Regions from separate parts of the Homo sapiens genome. Here region 2 is linked to region 1. Evidence: chromatin loops called from intact Hi-C (ENCODE). Cell type or tissue: mammary epithelial cell. All regions are shown on one strand. Links, peaks and the distances in the headings refer to the core of each region. The heading gives the core; the rest is flanking DNA. Region 1 has its middle 11 kb from the start of TMCC3. Region 2 has its middle 92 kb from the start of MIR492.

Region 1 (8,926 bases), core at 656-8,655:
CAGTGTACTCTGCAGATGCACTGAGATTCTTCCCTGTTCATATTCTCAGCAGTGCCAGCCTTGACTTTTAGTCAAGAGATAGTTATCGTTTAATGGGTATAATTTTTAGAATTCCATCTGCAATTCCATTCTACAATTGCAATTCTACAATTGCAAATTCCATTCTACAATTGAGGAAACTGAGGCTTATAAAGATTAAAGAGCTCATCCAAGGATATGCACCTAGTAAATAAGCTTAGACCTGGAATTTGGACAATAATTTTGCCATTTATTAGCTGAGTACCTTTGGTCAAATCACTTGATCTATTCAGATGTCCTGGTTGCTACTCCGGATATTGGGAAAATCATAGCACCTTCCATCATAGAGATGGGGGGGCAAGAGTTTGGCAGTAACTCAGTTGATGTATTGACAGTGTCTGGTGCAGAAGACGTAGGCAAAATAAATAACTATTGCAATTTACTGGCTCTGTGCAAAGTCCTATAGAGATGCTATAGGAAGACACAGAAGAAATGGAGAAAGATGTTTCTCTTACTCTTCAGTAGCAAAATATTTTGGACTTCTGTTGACCATTTTGCCCTGAATATTTTCCGGGGGTGGGGTGGGACAGAAGATATCGACATTTGTGATACTTTGCATGGGGCATTTTGTTAGGCTCTGTAGCAGTCAGTATTAGGTTTGATACACATAACAGAAAAACCCTACTTTGCAAAATGAGTTAAGATAACAGGCTCCCTGTTAGCATTTTCACATGGAACATTTGATTTTTGGCAACAAATGACTGACCTTAATTGTGAAATAACTGTACAACAATTTCTTTATCCATTCTGTTGTGGAATGACAATTGGGTTGTTTCTAGATAGGGACTGTTACCACTGTGAATGTTCTTGTACGTGTGTCCTGGTTGATGTGTGGCCTCCGGGATAGATATATACTGAGGAATGGAGTGGCTGGGCATGAGGGTTCCTGCTACTCCAGATCATTACCAGCACTAAGTATCATAATACTTTTCTATTTTTGTCAGTCTTGTAGAGTTATACTGATTTTTTATTATAATTTTTTTTTTTTTTTTTGAGACAGAGTCTCGCTCTGTCACCCAGGCTAGAGTGCAGTGGTGCAATCTCCTCTCACTGCAAGCTCCGCCTCCCAGGTTCACGCCATTCTCCTGCCTCAGCCTCCCAAGTAGCTGGGACTACAGGTGCCTGCCACCATGCCCGACTAATTTTTTTGTATTTTTAGTAGAGATGGGGTTTCACCATGTTAGCTGGGATGGTCTCGATCTCCTGAGCTTGTGATCCGCCCACCGCAGTCTCCCAAAGTGCTGGGATTACAGGCGTGAGCCACCATGCCCGGCCTGTTATAATTTTTATAATATCATTACAGAAACATTTCTTCATATGATTACATATTCTTCCTAAGTATAATTGTCAATAGCTGCACTGCATTTTTTATGAATATATCATAATTTATATAATCAGTCCATGATTTTTCATAATAAATAATCCTTTGAATTGTTTTAATTTTTTCAGAATGACAAAATGTGTGATGTTTGTGTGTAAAAGTTTTTCTGTATTTTCCTGTATTATTTCTTTTCTTTTTTTTGAGACAGAGTCTTGCCCTGTTTGCCAGGCTGGACAGCAGTGGCACAATCTCGGCTCACTGCAACCTCCGCCCCTCCAGGTATTAAGCAATTCTCTGCCTCAGCCTCCAGAGTAGCTGGGTTATAGGTGCGTGCCACCAGGCCTGGCTAATTTTCTGTATTTTTAGTAGAGACGGGGTTATACCATCTTGGCCAGGCTGGTCTTGAACTCCTGACCTCGTGATCCACCTGCCTCGGCCTCCCAAAGTGCTGGGATTACAGGCGTGAGCCACCACACCCAGCCTATTATTTCTTTAGCATAGCTTCCTAGAAGTAGAATATTTTGGTCAAAGTGTACCAGCAAAAAGACTCTGTGTATTCTACATGGGAGCTACGGCCTTGGGAATGAAAGGAGCTGGAGGTTAGTGTAAAAGGAGGAAGTGTGCCCTTGTCACTTGTGCAAGTTTGCAGACTCTGCAGTGGTAGGAACAGCACAAGCAGAGGCAGAGAGGGAGGGATGGCCGGGGTCCAGAGCTTGTCCACAGGCTCCTACTTTCATCCTAATCCTATTCACAAAATTTGTGATGATGACATACGGCATCAAAATGCATCCTCCACCTTACTAGGACACTTTCCAGGATAACAGCATACATCCTTACTGAAGTCTTACTGGTAAGGAGAAAGAGATACCACGTGAAGACAGACTTTAGGTTTTGTTTTGTTTGTGCAGACATTTATCGAGCTCTTATTTATAAGTGCTTTACATATATTACATCATTTAATCCTCAACAACAGTATGAGGTGGGTACTATTGTTATCCTTAGCTTATGAATGTGAGAACCAAGGCTTTAGAGCTCGTAAGGAGCAGCGCCAAGATGTGAATCCAAGCAGTCTGCCTCCAGTACACCATACCGCCTCCCTGTAACAGCACAAGATCATTTACAATTGAATGTTTATGTGAGTGATTTAAGCAACAGATACTGTCAGAATTCAGAGAAGGGAGAGAGATAACAGTGTGGACTGGAGTGGACAAGGAAGGCTTCAGCAAGCAGCATCCTCTTTTGAAAGGACTGTGACTTGGACTGTTTAAAAACAACATCACATCAGATTTTTCTGGCAGTTTCATTTCCCACTTTCCTTATCCTGCAAAGTGAGTTGATAAAATGCAAAGTGAATTCACGGACGATATGTTCCTGGAGTGTAGCTAGCTCATCCTTCAGATTCAGTATGTGCTTAATGAAAGACAATTCTCCTGGGCTAGCCGTGCATAGAATGGAGTCAGCTAGAGATCCCCAGAGAACTGCTTTCTCTGTGGTTGTGTGAAGTAGGAACCCAAGCATCACAAGTCCAGTTACAGGTTTAACTGAATGGAACATTTCGTGCCTAGTAAAAAGTAAGGCATTTTTATCTATGTTTGTTTTCTAACCCTGTTGTAGACTTCTGGAAAACTGCAGTAGCAAATAGCCAGTAGTCATACACGATAATCAGAGAGTGAAACTCTTTCCAAGTGGTAGAGTCAAGAGGTTAGAAATAGCAAACCACTTATATTATAATCTGTGTGTGCATGATATAAAGTAAAGACTCAAACCAATATAGGAATCATAAAACATGGAGCAAAGCAAAGCACATGAATTTGCAAAATTTCCTTTTCTTTTTTTTTTTTTTGAGATAGAGTCTCGCTCTGTCGCCCAGGCTGGAGTGCAGTGGCATGATCTCGGCCCACTGCAACCTCTGCCTCCAGGGTTCAAGCAATTCTCATGCCTGAGCTACCCAAATAGCTGGGATTACAGGTGTGCATCACTACACTCAGCTAATTTTTATATTTTTTGTAGATACAGGGTTTTGCCATGTTGGCCAGGCTGGTCTCAAACTCCTGGCCCCATGTAATCCACATGCCACAGCCCTCCAAAGTGCTGGGACTACAGGTGTGTGCCACCATGCCTGGCTAATTTTTGTGTTTTTGTAGAGACAGGGTTTCACCATGTTGGCTGGGCTGATCTCAAACTCCTGACCTCAAGTGATCCGCCCGCCTCCACCTCTCAAAGGAATTTGCAAAATTCTCTACTCAAACTTGCTATGTAACCTTTTACTAAACAACTCATATAATGAATTGTTTTGAACCTGAACCAAATCTATGAACGTTAATATGTTCTTCCAACCAAATCAGGACTTAATTATCCATTATTTATTCCATAAAAACCTTGTAGAATCACTGCTTTGTGCCAGGTGCTTTGCTCCACACTGATGGGCCAAGGATAATGGACATTGCCGTTGGCCCTGAACTTGTGTGGTTGAGACACAGCATGCACTGTGGCCAGGTACTGACATGTGTGGTCATATTAATGAGCACCACCTACAGTCTTTGTTTGCCCTCAGTTTCCACAGCTGGTCAACTCCTCTGGTGCAGCAAAGGGCCATAACCTGGTAGAATATTCTGTGAACAACTTCTTCAGAGAAAAAGTTCACTCCTGCTTGTGTTGTTCCCCTCCTCCCAAAACCCAGTTTTTTCTGTGAAAATGACTACAGTTGCATCTAAATTTAATTTAATTTTTTTTTTTGATGCAGAGTCTCTGTCACCTAGACTGGTGTGCAGTGGCACGATCTCAGCTCACTGCTACCTCCACCTCGTGGGTTCAAGCAGGTCTCCTTCCTCAGACTCCTGAGTAGCTGGGATTACAGGCACCCACCACCACGCCTGGCTAGTTTTTGTCTTTTTAGTAGAGACAAAGTTTTGCCATGTTGGCCAGGCTGTTCTCGAACTCCTGGCCTCAACTGATCTGCCCATCTTGGCTTCCCAAAGTGGTGGGATTACAGGCGTGCGCCACCATGCCTGGCCTTAAAACACATTTTTAAGTAAACTTTTAATTTTGAGATTGTTGTAGATTCACATGCACTTGTAAGGAATACTTCTGAGGAACTCTGTACACTTTACCTGTCCCCCAGTGGTAGTATCTGTGTCTCCCATGGTAGTATCTTGTCAAACTTCAGTACAAATATCACATTAACATTGGTGCAATCCATCAATCTCATTCAGATTTCCCCAGTACTTGTTTGCGTGTGTGCATGTGTGTATTTAGTCCTGTGCAATTCTATCCACCACCACTCTCAAGATACAGAACAGTTCCATCCCCACAGGATCCTTGGTGCTGCCTTTTTATAAACACACCCACCTCCCTCCTGCAACTACCCCCTCCCGTTCCTAGAGCCTGGTACCCACTCATCTCTTCTCCTTTTCTATAGTTTTATCATTTCAAGAATGCTATGTAAGTGGGGCCGGGTGCGGTGGCTCATGCCTGTAATCCCAGCACTTTGGGAGGCCGAGGTGGGCAGATCACTTGAGGTCAGGAGTTTGAGACTAGCCTGGCCAACATGGTGAAACCCTGTCTCTACTAAAAATACAACAATTAGCTGGGTGTGATGGCAGGCACCTGCAATCCCAGCTATTTGGGAAGCTGAGGCAGGAGAATTGGGAGGCGGAGGTTGCAGTGAGCTGAGATTGTGCCACTGCACCCCAGCCTGGGAGAAAGAGCGAGACTTCATCTCAAAAAAAAAAAGGATGCATATCAAATAGTTTGTTCCTTTTTATTGTTGAGTCATATTCCATGGTATGGATGTACCACAGTTGTTTAACCATTCACATGTTGAAGGACATGGTGCTGCTACCAGGTTTTGGCAATTACGAATAAAGCTGCTATGAATATTTGTGTATAGGTTTCTGTTTGAACATGTTTTCTTTCTGGGATAAATGCCTGAGAGTGCAGTTGCTGGGTCAGATGGGAGATTTGCATGTTTTAGTTTTATAAAAAACTGTCAAACTGCTTTCCAGAGAGGCTGAACCATTTTACATTCCTACCAGCAATGTATGATTTATGTAGTTTCTCCACATCCTTGCCAGCAATATGTGTTATAACTCGTTTTTATTGTAGCCATTCTGATAAGTGAGCAGTAACATCTCATTGTGGTTTTAATTTGCATTTCCCTAATAGCTAATGACATTTAACATCTTTTCATGTGTTTATTTGCCATTAGTATATTCTCTTCAGTGAAATGTCTGTTCCTATGTTTTGCTCATTTTTAAATTGGATTTATTTTTATTTTTATTGTTATTTGAGATGGAGTCTTGCTCTGTCTCCCAGGCTGGAGTACAGTGCCGCCATCTCGGCTCACTGCAATCTCCGCCTCCCGGGTTCAAGTGATTCTCCTGCCTAGGCCTCGCAAGCAGCTGAGATTACAGGCACCCGCCACCACGCCCCACTAATTTTTTTTGTATTTTTAGTAGAGACGGGGCTTCACCATATGGGCCAGGCTGATTTTGAACTCCTGATCTCAAGTGATCTGCCACCTTGGCCTCCCAAAGTGCTAGGATTGCACATATGAGCCACTGCGCCGGGCCAAGGATTGTTTATTTTTTACTATAGAGTTTTGAGAATTCTTTATACATTCTAGGTACTCATCACTTGTTATATGTTTGGTTTTGTAAATATTTTCTTCCCATCTGTATCTTGTCTTTTTATCCTCTTATCAGAGTTTTTTGAGAAGCAAAAGCGTTTACTTTTGATGAAGTAAAATACATTTTTGTACTTCTTTATGTAGCCTCAAGTCTGCAGGCAAGGCACATGTTGAAGACCATCTCCCAGGACACTTGAAGGCAGCCTGGAGAATTTTCTCATTGCTCTTGAGAAATCAATAGCATGGAATTGTTGCATTTGCTAAAAAAAGGAATATTCAAAGGCAAGTTCCCTAGCCTGCAGAGTTTCAATTGAGTCTGTCTACTTTCCTGTTTTTAATCAAAATCTTGCCAAGTGGAAGTTTCGGGCTTCTGTGCCAGATAATTGCTAATACTAAATAAGTAGCAGTGATTGTTTATTTGCAGTCACATAGAACATGGTATGTTAGAAATTAAATGTAGATGTTAAGAGTGTGGTCATTTTTAGTTGGCTATAAACCAGGTAGTTAGAATTAGAGATCCATGTTTGCATCAGGCCAGAAAGCTGCTGATCCGCAACATAAGCATTTCTATCTATCTATCTGTAATATAGATATGTAGAGCTGATCAGCATGTGTTCACCTCAAGCTAGAAGAATACATTTTAAAAACCTGATTTATTCTTCCTTTTGCTCTGTTCTTATATCCTTGCAGAGGGAAGCTTGTTGTACTTTTTGTCTTATGACTCTTTCCCCCAAAGGGAACACTTCCCTGCACTATTAAATCAAACTGGAATATGAAAAGAAATACATTTTCCTTTCCTTTACAAGAGGCTTGTACTTTTGTTTTCAACATCTGGCTTTCCTTGTCTCTCCTTCTCCCTGCTGTGATGACCATAGGACTGAAACATCTAAGGAAGTGAGCTGCATGAGGAGACCACCTCCTTCCTTTGTCCTACTACCATGCCAAGCACATAACTATCCTGGCATCTACAGCAACGTTTTTGGAGGTGTCTGCCTCACTGTCTAGATGGGCTGTCCCTTCTGGATGTCTTACTCATTTCTATATTCTCAGCACCAAGAGCAGAGGCTGTCACACCAAAGGTGCTCAATAAATGACGGGAGAATTCACAAATGTCATTAACTACTTAGTAGCTGAAAATTGGTAACATCCATCATTCAGTGAATTTTCATCCTTTCCTATTACCCATTCCAACCCCTTAGGAACAGACACTAGTTTTTGCTTATGTCGGAGTCATTTTTTAAAACCCCAATGCCTAGGAAATAAGTAGACATTTAATAATGTTGATCTCATTCACTCAGCAAACATTTATTGAATACTATGTTAAGAACTGTCCAGAATACCTACATGTACCTGGAAAGTACAGTCCTTTCCTTCAGGTAACCTATACTCTAGTGTGTGTAGGGGGGAAGCATAGAAATTATCACATGAAATATTTAAAGAATATAATGTATTATAACCTTTGTATTGAAATAATTAGTCCAGACTGTAAATAGTTGAGCAGTTCACAGGTAATCTGGTGTGGACTGACCACAGAAGACTCAAGCTAGTGGCCTGAGAAAACTCTAGAGTCCTTGGTGCCCCCACTAGAATCCTCTGTTGATTCTCCCTTTATTTGTGCTGTTCAAAGTTCTTGCCTTCTCTTGAAATGCTGCCCTTTTCCTTGTCTTCTTTCTGCCCATACCCTGCATTGAATGTTGCATCAGACAGGATTCTTTGGGTTGCAGGAGTCAGAAACCCCATCTCTAACGGGCTTGAGCAAAAAGAGGAATCCATTGCTTCATATCACTGAAAAGGTGGTCTAGGCAAGGCTGGTGTGGTGGATTGGCTGCCAAAATGGCAGTCAGCAATTTCTCCCATCTATGTGCACATCACTCCTTCCCTCAACAGGTAGACCCCGTTTCTCCTCCCCTGGAGTCTGAGCTGGACTTTTGACTTGCCTTGACCAGTAGAATGTGATGGAAGTGATAATCTGCCAGTTCTAGGCTAGGCCTTAGGAGATTTGGCAGCTTTTGTTTTTGCTGTGTTAGAAGGCAGCCACCATGTAAAAAAATCCAACTACCCTGATGGAGAGATGAGAGACTATAAAAAAAAGTATTTAAAAAAGTATAAACAGGCCGGCTACAGTGGCTCATGCCTATAATCCCAGCTTTGGGAGGCTGAGGTGGGAGAGGCCAGGAGTTAAGATCAGCCTAGGCACACAGCAAGACCCTGTCGCTACAAAAAATAGACAGGCGTGCTGATGCACCTGTAGTCCCAGCTACTCAGGAGAATGAGGTGGCAGGATAGCTTGAATCTGGGTGTTTGAGGCTGCCGTGAGCTATGGTCATGCCATCACACTCCAGCCCAGGTGACAGAGTAAGATAAAAAGTTTTTTAAAAAACTATAAACATATAAAAATAAAGACAGAGGCCCGGCCAGCCCCCACCATTCCAGCCACCCTAAGTCTTATAGGTGCTGACACGTTGTTTGTAGAAAAATCAACTCAAACTATGTTTTTCCTCTGTTCTCACACTACAAAAACAATAAACACAGAAGACTTCTGTGACCAAATATGGGAGAGGGGTTTCCCCACACACCAAGCAAGCAATCAGTTCTGGACACCAGCTGGGTGTCCTCCACCTCTACCTGGAGATAGCGTCAGACCCCACAGTTTGAAGGCAGAGTCCCCAAGACTGCCCTTCAAATGCCAGTCACAAGCCCAGGCCTTCAGAACTTCGGGCCAACCGGCTTCATGTTGGGGTTCCCATGACCCCCTCTTTGGGTTTGATTAATTTGCTAGAGCAGCACACAGAACTCAGGGAACCTTATATTTTACATTTACCGGTTTAGTATAAAGGATATCAGAAAGGATACAGATGAAGAGATGCATGGGACGAGGTAGGGGAAGGAGCGCAGGGCTT
Region 2 (8,926 bases), core at 530-8,529, 81 kb before region 1:
GATAATTGTCTCAAAAAAATTATGGAATCTTCTTCATTTTTCCTTTAAAAGCCCTTGTCTTCCTTTGACCTCCCTGAATATATCCATGCACATTCCCATTGCAGTGCAACTCCCAAATAAGTATTATTTTCTTTGAAAGAGTCTCCCTCTTTGTCTGTTATTTAGGTTGACAGTTCATTGGCTGCTCAATCAGTCAGTCACTTGTCAATTGGTTATTGAACATTTATTGTCAGACACTGTTTTAGTTACTAGGAATATAATGGTGGACAAGACATTGTCCTTGACTTGAAAAAGTTCACATAGGCTCAGAAGGCTGAGGAGTAAACAAGCAGTTATAACACAGAGGGGTTCCTGCTGTGATCAGCAGGCTTGGGTACATAGAAGGGGTATGAATCTGGCCTTTGGGGTGGGGTCTTGGGAGGGATATGTTTCTAGGAAGGTCTCCATAAAGAAGTCATTCCAAGCAAAGATAGGAAAAAGAAAAAGGTGGTAACTCAGAAGAGGAGTGCAGAAAGACAAGGCAGGGAAGCTTTCCAGGCACAAGAAAACAATTGCAACCTTTCCTAAAGCATATCTGAAGGTGTAGGGTGCTAATATTTTTTCCTGGAAAATAGGTATTATGGTTAAATGAGGTTAGGAAAGCGTAACAGGTTTTTGCATGTCCCAGACTTTCTTCAGCTCTTTTTTCTGCATATTATATTACCAGACTGCCTTTCTCTTGAGCTCTTGGGCCTCATGATGTTCAATTCATCTCCAGAATGTCATTAAATCCTGTGACACAGACAAATCCAATTGTTTAAGTTTTTAATTGAAACATATTATTAGCCCTCCTTTTCCTCACTATTACTTTTTATCACATTTTGGAGCAGATTTTGAGTATGGAGTAAGAGAAGGCGTAATTCTGAGGATGTTTTCTAGAAACTGACTCTGTTACCTTCGTTTGGTTCATTGTAGAAGGAATGCTGTGAAGAAATGCAGTGGGAAGGATAAAAAGGTAAATCGGTTTAAAAATCTTTAGTAAATATGAATTTGATATAGTTTTTAGTAATCCTGGAGGTTCTTTTTAACACATCTGCAAGGTCGTAGAGTATACTTGGTCAGTGGAGAGTTGGCTTAATGCAGTATAAGGGCGGCATACAAACAGGTTTGAAGTTGCTTGCTAAGAGAATCCAGGAAAATAAGTTATCTCTTTAAGTTTGTTCCACCTGAGTGAGCCAACGCCATCATGCTCATGTCCAGTGGAGTCATTAGCAGCGCCTTAAAGAAGAGAAGCAGGAGTGCCAGGAACTGCCTGGCTCCTGCTCACCCTGGATTTGCCAGGATTCCTGCCTTCTGCCCTCCCTGCGGGTCAGCCCCGTTCAGCTCCATTGCCATATGCACTGAGTAACTTTTCATCCTCTGCAGTCTCCTCATTGCCTTTCTCAGGCAGCAATTCATAGCTTATGTTGGCTTTTCTCTCCTTATTTTCAAAGCTTTCTCTGGGTGGAAAAAGCAGGATATTTGGAGTCAGTCTGGGTTTGAATCCTGACTTACCAGCTAGGAAATTTTACTTAAAAGTGGGGATCATGAACAAGTCTATAAATTTTTGTGTGATGAAGTCTTGTTTCCTGTGAAGCTGTTTATTTTCCACCATTAACGAAGGATGTTGTGTAGTCTCGGTGCATCTAGGAGGACAAAACTGGGAGTCTTGGGGATAAAGTTAAAATGAATTTAAAGCTAAAGTTCAATTGGGGCTCTGTTTGTTTTTTTAAATTGTGGCCGGAAATTAGCCTCTTTGAGGTTTTTCCAGATTTATTTTCATGAACAAGTTAAATTTCAAATTGTCAATATTCAAGAAAACATGACAATGTTGTTGTTTAATAATAATAAAAATAAAATGACTCCAAAAAAATGGGGATCACTAATAACCTTGTCCTAAGACTACTGAGTTTGAGATATTATAAGTGCAAAATGGTGCATCTGTAGCTGCTTTAAGCCTTCATTAGCTCCCCTTTGCCCATGGAATAAAATCCAAGCCCTCTTAGATTAAAACTCGGGGTCCTCAGTCCCTCCCCTTGTCTTCCTTCCCACCCCCATTACCTCCCGCCCAATACCCCGGCTCCAGGCCACCTCTCACCTCCCTGCATCTGCTTTACACCGGCCCTTTGCTCAGCTAAAGGGTTGTTCGTTGTTTAAGACTCAACTGAGCAAAAGAAGCCGGGACAAAAGTGTACATCAGAAGATTCTGTTTTTATGAAGTCCAAGAACACACAAAACTAATCTGTAATGAAAGAATTCAGAAATCGGAGAAGGGGGAGGGATTGATAGGAAAGGGATATGCTGGAACTTTCTGGGGGTGATGGAAGTGTTTTAAACCTTGTTTTTGATGGTGGCTACACAAACATATGCAGTTGTTGAAACTTATGAAACTGAATACTTAACATCTGTGCATTTTGTTGTATATTAATAATACCTTTCAAAAAATAAGTCATGTACATAATCTTCTCCAGAAAGCTTTCCCAGGTGAAATTTAGCCTCTCTTTATGTCCCCAACTCCGTGCACTCATTTCTGTCCTTGCATTTAGTACACTGCATTGTAAGTGTCTCCTTTTTATGGGTTCTGTGCTCTTTTAGTCTGTAAGTTCCTGTAAGGATTCAGACACTTGCTACCTGTGGAACCTTGGGAATGCTGCTCAACCTTAACCTGTCTATGCCTAAGTTTCCTAATCTAAAAATGGGAAAATAATAGTGTTTCCTACATGGGGTTATTTTGATGATGAAATGAGGATATGTATGAAAGGACCCAGTATGTAGTAGGCACTCAGTAATTATTAATCCTGTAACAGGGCAGAAAATGTATTCACGTTACACTTAGTGCAAAGAAAGGATAGCTTTATTTCTATAGCTAGCCCAATCCTCATTTGAGCCCCTCTTTTCTCCTAAGCAGGATAGCAGAGGAAAACTAAGTTTTATTCCAGTCTGATAACTCTGTCTCATCTAACAATTTAAACACCTAATAAATTATTTTAGTAAGTATTGATGAGAACAAAATGCATATCACTCGTTTTCTTCAGGTTCACTAAGAGCTTTCTGCAGTACATTGATTTAGAAGGTAATGCACAGTTTGAACCATTTCTGATTCCAGAAAACAAACAAACGTGAAGAAACCCTACTGTCTCTTGGCAGTTTGCAAATAGGTCATTAGTATCAACCATTATTATGCAGGAAAAAAAAAGTGAGCAAACCTTTTGACCTGAGTGTGGAAAACAAGATCTTTCCCCTGATGTTCAGTATGAAGAATGCCCACTCAAGAGCTGGGGGCCTCAGGCAGGAAGAAGATTAATCATGTAGCACCTTCCACTGTGACTTGACTATGCTGCCTATTCCAGTGGACTCCAAACAAGTGTGCAGATTAATAATTCATGCTGGCAATGACTTTGACCTCCCTGAGTCGTCTCCCTGATTAGCCAAACATTTAGTCATGGCCATAGATAAAGAGTAATTAAAAACTAAGGTCTTCTTTCTAGCCATCTCTGCACCCAACTGTAGATAGATACATCCTGGCCTCTGGCTGAATGTCCTTAGGTTGAATCCTTTTCCTTTAGCTTCACCCTACTGCATTGATTATTTCCTGTTCTGATTGCCAATCTGCAGTGACGTGTTCAAACCATGCCTGTGGGTACAGGAAGGTTACCTGGTGTGGGCTGAGAGTTGTGGTCATGGCCCTCCGCCTATCCAGATTCATTCAGATTCTGTACCAGCCTCTGAGGAGTGTGTGGGTGTCAGATAGGCCGGGTATCTTATGTGCCACAGGCTTGGACAGATCTCTGAACCTTCCTGAACCTCAGCTCCCTGGGCCTCCAAACCCAGACCAATAGTTTCTGCCCTGCCTGCCTCACAGGGGAGGAAGTGACAATACTTGGTAAATGTTTACAGTTGAAAACACATTTAAATGTAAATTGTTTTTGAAAGGGCAGATACTGTGTGATATCACTTATATAAGGTACCTGAGAGGAATAAAATTCACAGAGACAAAAAGTAGACTGGTGATTGCAGGGCCTGAGGAGATGGGCTAGAGAGTTGTTGTTTCAAGTTGTTGTTTAATGGGTACAGAATTTCAGTTTGGGATGATGGCTGTGTATCAGTGTAATACCACTGAACTGTACACTTAAAAATGGTGCACATGGGCTGGGCGCGGAGGCTCACGCCTGTAATCCCAACACTTTGAGAGGCCGAGGTGGGTGGATCACGAGGTCACGAGTTCAAGACCAGCCTGGCTAAGATGGTGAAACCCCATCTCTACTAAAAATACAAAAATGAGCTGGGCGCGGTGGCAGGCGCCTGTAATCCTAGCTACTCGGGGCAGGAGAATCGCTTGAACCCGGGCAGCAGAGGTTGAGTGAGCCGAAATCGCACTGTTGCACGCCAGCCTGGGCAATAGAGTGAGACTCCGTCTCAAAAAAAAAAAAAAAGAAAAAGAAAAAGAAAAAGGTTCACATAAGCTGGATGTGGTGGCGTGCACCTATAGTCCCAGCTACTCTGGAGGCTAGGGCAAGAGAATCGCTTATGCCTGGGAGTTCAAGGCAACATAGGGAGACCCATCCCTTTTAAAAAATGGTTTAAATTGTGGTGTATATTTTACTATAATTTTTAAAAAATGTTAGTCGTCGGCTGGGCGCGGTGGCTCACGCCTGTAATCCCAGCACTTTGGGAGGCCGAGGCGGGCGGATCACAAGGTCAGGAGATCGAGACCATCTTGGCTAACACGGTGAAACCCCGTCTCTACTAAAAATACAAAAAATTAGCCGGGCGCGGTGGCGGGCACCTGTAGTCCCAGCTACTCGGGAGGCTGAGGCAGGAGAATGGCGTGAACCTGGGAGGCGGAGCTTGCAGTGAGCCGAGATTGCGCCACTGCAATCCGGCCTGGGCTGAAGAGCGGGACTCCGTCTCAAAAAAAAAAAAAAAAAAAAATGTTAGTCGTCTTAATGTTCCCATACCTGCAAGTCTTCACAAGCTAACCCCGAATAGCATCCTTCCTGCCACTCCTGGTCCTTAGAATAGGATGCCAAACCCTCAGTCTCCTATGGCTTTCCCTCCTCTGAATGCACTGGTTGAATGGAGATGTTTGAGATGATCAAGTCTGTATTGAGCCCTGCCTTGGGTCAGGCACAGGACATACAAAGATCAATAGATGCAGTGCCTCAGGTCTGGTGTGGGATGCAGACCAGTCAACGGGGCATTTTGATACAGTGTGGGAGAGGCTGTGATGGGGTGGCCAGATTCTGTGGGAGGGCAGGAAGGCTTCCTAGGGTCCTGAAAGGCATATTGGAGTTAACCAGACCAGGAAACTGTCAGAGGCACAGCCGCTGCCTCCATTTCCCTAATGCTCCATTTACTCTCATCTCTGCCTTTGCTGGTGCTCTTCCTTTGGCTAGAATCCACCCTTTCCTTTCTTTCCCCATTAAAAACCCCCTCATCCTTAAAGTGCCAGCTGAAGTGCTGCCTCCCTTCTGGAGGCATTCCCTCCGCCCAGCTGGAATGACTCTCCCCTGCTCCTGAGCTCCCACAGCCCCCTCTTAGGTCCCCATTCAGCACATGTTTCATTCTGTCAGGTAATCCAGCTCTTTATATTTCTGTCTCTCTTGTTGGATGAATTTTGGGACTTTTATAGTTCCAAGTAAGAAAAACCAACAGGAACCAGCTGCAGCATAAAAGAGTCATTTATCAGAATACAGGGTGTCTTCCCTGGACCAAGATTGTTCCTGGCTGTCCCTGCTCATCTTTCCCCTTTCTCTGTCTGCTTCCAATCCACGTGGCAGAAGCAGGTGACATTCCACAAATTCCAGGTCTGGCCCACTTTTACCTTTCAAGAGCTCAGCCCAGGGAAGGTTTCGATGCTACTTGGGTCATTGATCACCCCTTGACCAATTAACTGTGGCTAGGGAAGCAGGATCACATGTACACACGGTGGGGGGCAAAGCCCATGTGCCTTGGGGAAGAGAATCCCTTAAGTCAGCGTGAGCTGAGTTCTGTAGCATTGAGCACTGCAGACTACTCAGCCCTTATAGCCCTCTTCCCTGGCCTTCCCACCCTGCTCCCCACTCCACCTCCCCTGTGGTTTTCTTCCTGCCTCTCTGGCCATTTCTTCATTTTCTCTCTCTCTGTCTCTGTTTTTCTCTTTTCTTTTTTTTCTTTCTTTCTCTCTCTTTCTTTTCTTTCTTTCTCTCTCTCTCTCCTTTCTTTTCTCTCTTTCTCTCTCTCCTTTCTTTCTCTCTTTCTCTCTCTTTCTTTCTTTTTTTCTTTCTTTCTTTCTTTTCTTCCTTCCTTCTGTCCTTCCTTCCTTCCTTCCTTTTCTTTTCTTTTCTCTCTCCCCTCTTTTCTTTTCTTTTTAGAAGCAGGGTCTGGCTGTGCTGCCCAGGCTGGAGTGCAGTGGTTATTCACAGGTGTGATCACTGTAGCCTTGAGCTCTTGGACTGAAGAGATCCTCCTGCCTCAGCCTCCCAAGTAGCGGGAACCATGGGCATGTGTCACCATGCCTGGCTCCAGTTTTTTCTCTGTGGATGCTGCGCCTTAATTCATCCCTGGTATTAGTATTTTCTATAGTTTCACTTATGCATCTACCCGTTTTTTCATTTTCTTTAGATGATCTCATGAAGTCCCATGACTTCAATTGCTATTTGCATTCAAATTATAGTTACTGCTTAGATCAGAGTGCCTGACCCATAGATTCTGTTATCTGGTGATCATCTCCATGAGATGTCCCAAGTGCCAAAAACTGAATGTGCCTTGTGTCTCTCACCCCTTCCTGACACTCCCATTCACCTGAGCCTCCTGCATTCCCTGCCTCTGTGGACAGCATCACCAGCCACCCCCTGTCACATCTGGGAGTCACTTTCACTGCTTCTCATTCTTTACCTGAGAAATCCAGTCTGTCACCAGACCCTTTCCCCATTACCTCCTAAACACCTCTGAAATCCATCCACTGCTGTGGCCTTAATTCAGGCCTTACTGTCTTGTACTAGACTCCTGTGCCACCTTGCAATTTGCTTTCCCATAGTGCAGCCCATTTAATCTTCCTATATAAAGAATCTGGTTATGTCAGTCCCTTGTTTAAAATCCTTCAGTGGCTCCTCATTGCTACTGGGATGAAAGTCACACTTTGATGTGCGATATACAAAAATCTCCATTGCCCACCTGCCCGTCTTCATCTCTTGCTTTCTCTACAGCCTTTGTGGCCCATTAGCAGTTTCTGAATGTGCTCTGCTCTCTTAAGATTCCTTTTCATGCTTTCTTTTCTTTTTTAAAAAATTAGGCTTTATTACTTACAAATGAAGCCTTAATATAAGAGTAAAAATGTATAGACCACTTCTCAAATTATAAAGGGAAAATAAGAGATCATTATATTCAGGGGCAATATACTTATCACTATGGTATCTGTTTAAAAAGCTGCTGTAGCAAAGACATGGAATCAGCCTAAATGCCAAGCAATGGTAGACTGGATAAAGAAAATGTGCATATACACCATGGAATACTACACGGCCGTAACAAAGAATGAGATCATGTCCTTTGCAGCAACATGGATGGGGCTGGAGGCCATTATTCTAAGCAAACTAACACAGGAACAGAAAACCAAACACTGCATATTCTCACTCACAAGTAGGAGCTAAACACTGAGTACATGTGGACACAAAGAAGGGAACAGAAGATGCCGGGTCTACTTGAGGGTGGCGGGTGGGAAGAGAGAGAGGGTTGGAAAACTACCTGTCAGGTACTATGCTTATTACCTGGGTGATGAAATAATCTATACACCAAACCCCCGTGACACACTATATACCTATATAACAAACCTGCACATGTACCCCTGAACCTAAAATAAAAGTTAAAAAAAGGGCCGGGCGCGGTGGCTCATGCCTATAATCCCAGCACTTTGGGAGGCTGAGGTGGGTGGATCACGAGGTCAAGAGTTTGAGACCATCCTGTCTAACACGGTGAAACCCCGTCTCTACTAAAAATACAAAAAGTAGTGGGCCACGTTGGTGGGCGCCTGAAATCCCAGCTATTCGGGAGGCTGAGGCGGGGGAATAGCGTGAACCCGGGAGGTGGCGGTTGCAGTGAGCCGAGATAGCGCCACTGCACTCCAGCCTGGGTGACAGAGTGAGACTCCATCTCAAAAAAAAAAAAAAAGAAACACTTCTTTATATTGATAAATTTAGGGAGTTGCTTTTCAACTCAAATTTGAATTTGATGTTAATAATTTTAAATTAAAATGCTATTTAAATACACTTGGACAGAGATAGTTTTCAAGTTGATATGCTTTTGCTAAGATAAAGAATTGTCAAAGTAGATGCAAATGTAAGAGAAAAATGATTTATTGATGGTTGAGCTGCGGAAACTTTTAAATATGTTTCAAACAATTTAGGTATGTGAAACTACTCTTATAAATATAAGTTTTATGAAATCTAATGTATCTCAAGTATGTCTAGTAAAAATTTAGCTCTTGAAATAAGATGTTTTATAAGTATAAAACACACACTGAATTCTGAAGGCTTTGAAAGCCTTCAAAGAAATGGAAACTATCTCATTAGTAATTTTTCTAATACTTACATGTTGAAATGGTAATTTGGATATAATGGATTCCTATTTATTAAATTTACTCAAGATATCATATAAGTAACCACTGCTATTAAATTAAAATATTACTTTGTCCTGTAAACCTTGTACCTAATGCAGCAGGTAATCATTATTACTTCAGTGTAAGTTACCATAATTTTTCATCCATGCTGGCTGCCTGGTGAGATACTCTTCTATGGACCAATCACCAGTGCTTTGCTCTGTTTAGCAGCAAACTTTCATAAGGTATTCAAAGATGAAAGTGAGCAAAAAGTGTAGTTTTGTACCACAGCATGAAAATTTGAGGTTGCCAAAGTCTTAAATAATGATTTTTAAA

The links. Peaks named below come from ENCODE experiments on the same cell type or tissue, not always from the same donor. Only the 100,000 strongest peaks of a DNase experiment are listed, where the experiment ranks them.
Region 2: it touches region 1 in a loop (3-fold over the local background); 2 of 110 quality-filtered maps call a loop at or near these places.

Annotation. Positions count from the first base shown.
Region 1 is chr12:94,657,015-94,665,940 of GRCh38, reverse strand. No RefSeq gene overlaps it. Among named protein-coding and RNA genes, the nearest start is that of TMCC3, 11 kb to the right of the region's middle. In mammary epithelial cell, for the core only: no CTCF peak of the experiment used is centred there; a DNase peak (open chromatin) is centred at 5,310; H3K27ac peaks cover 518 bases.
Region 2 is chr12:94,738,168-94,747,093 of GRCh38, reverse strand. No RefSeq gene overlaps it. Among named protein-coding and RNA genes, the nearest start is that of MIR492, 92 kb to the left of the region's middle. In mammary epithelial cell, for the core only: no CTCF peak of the experiment used is centred there; a DNase peak (open chromatin) is centred at 3,713.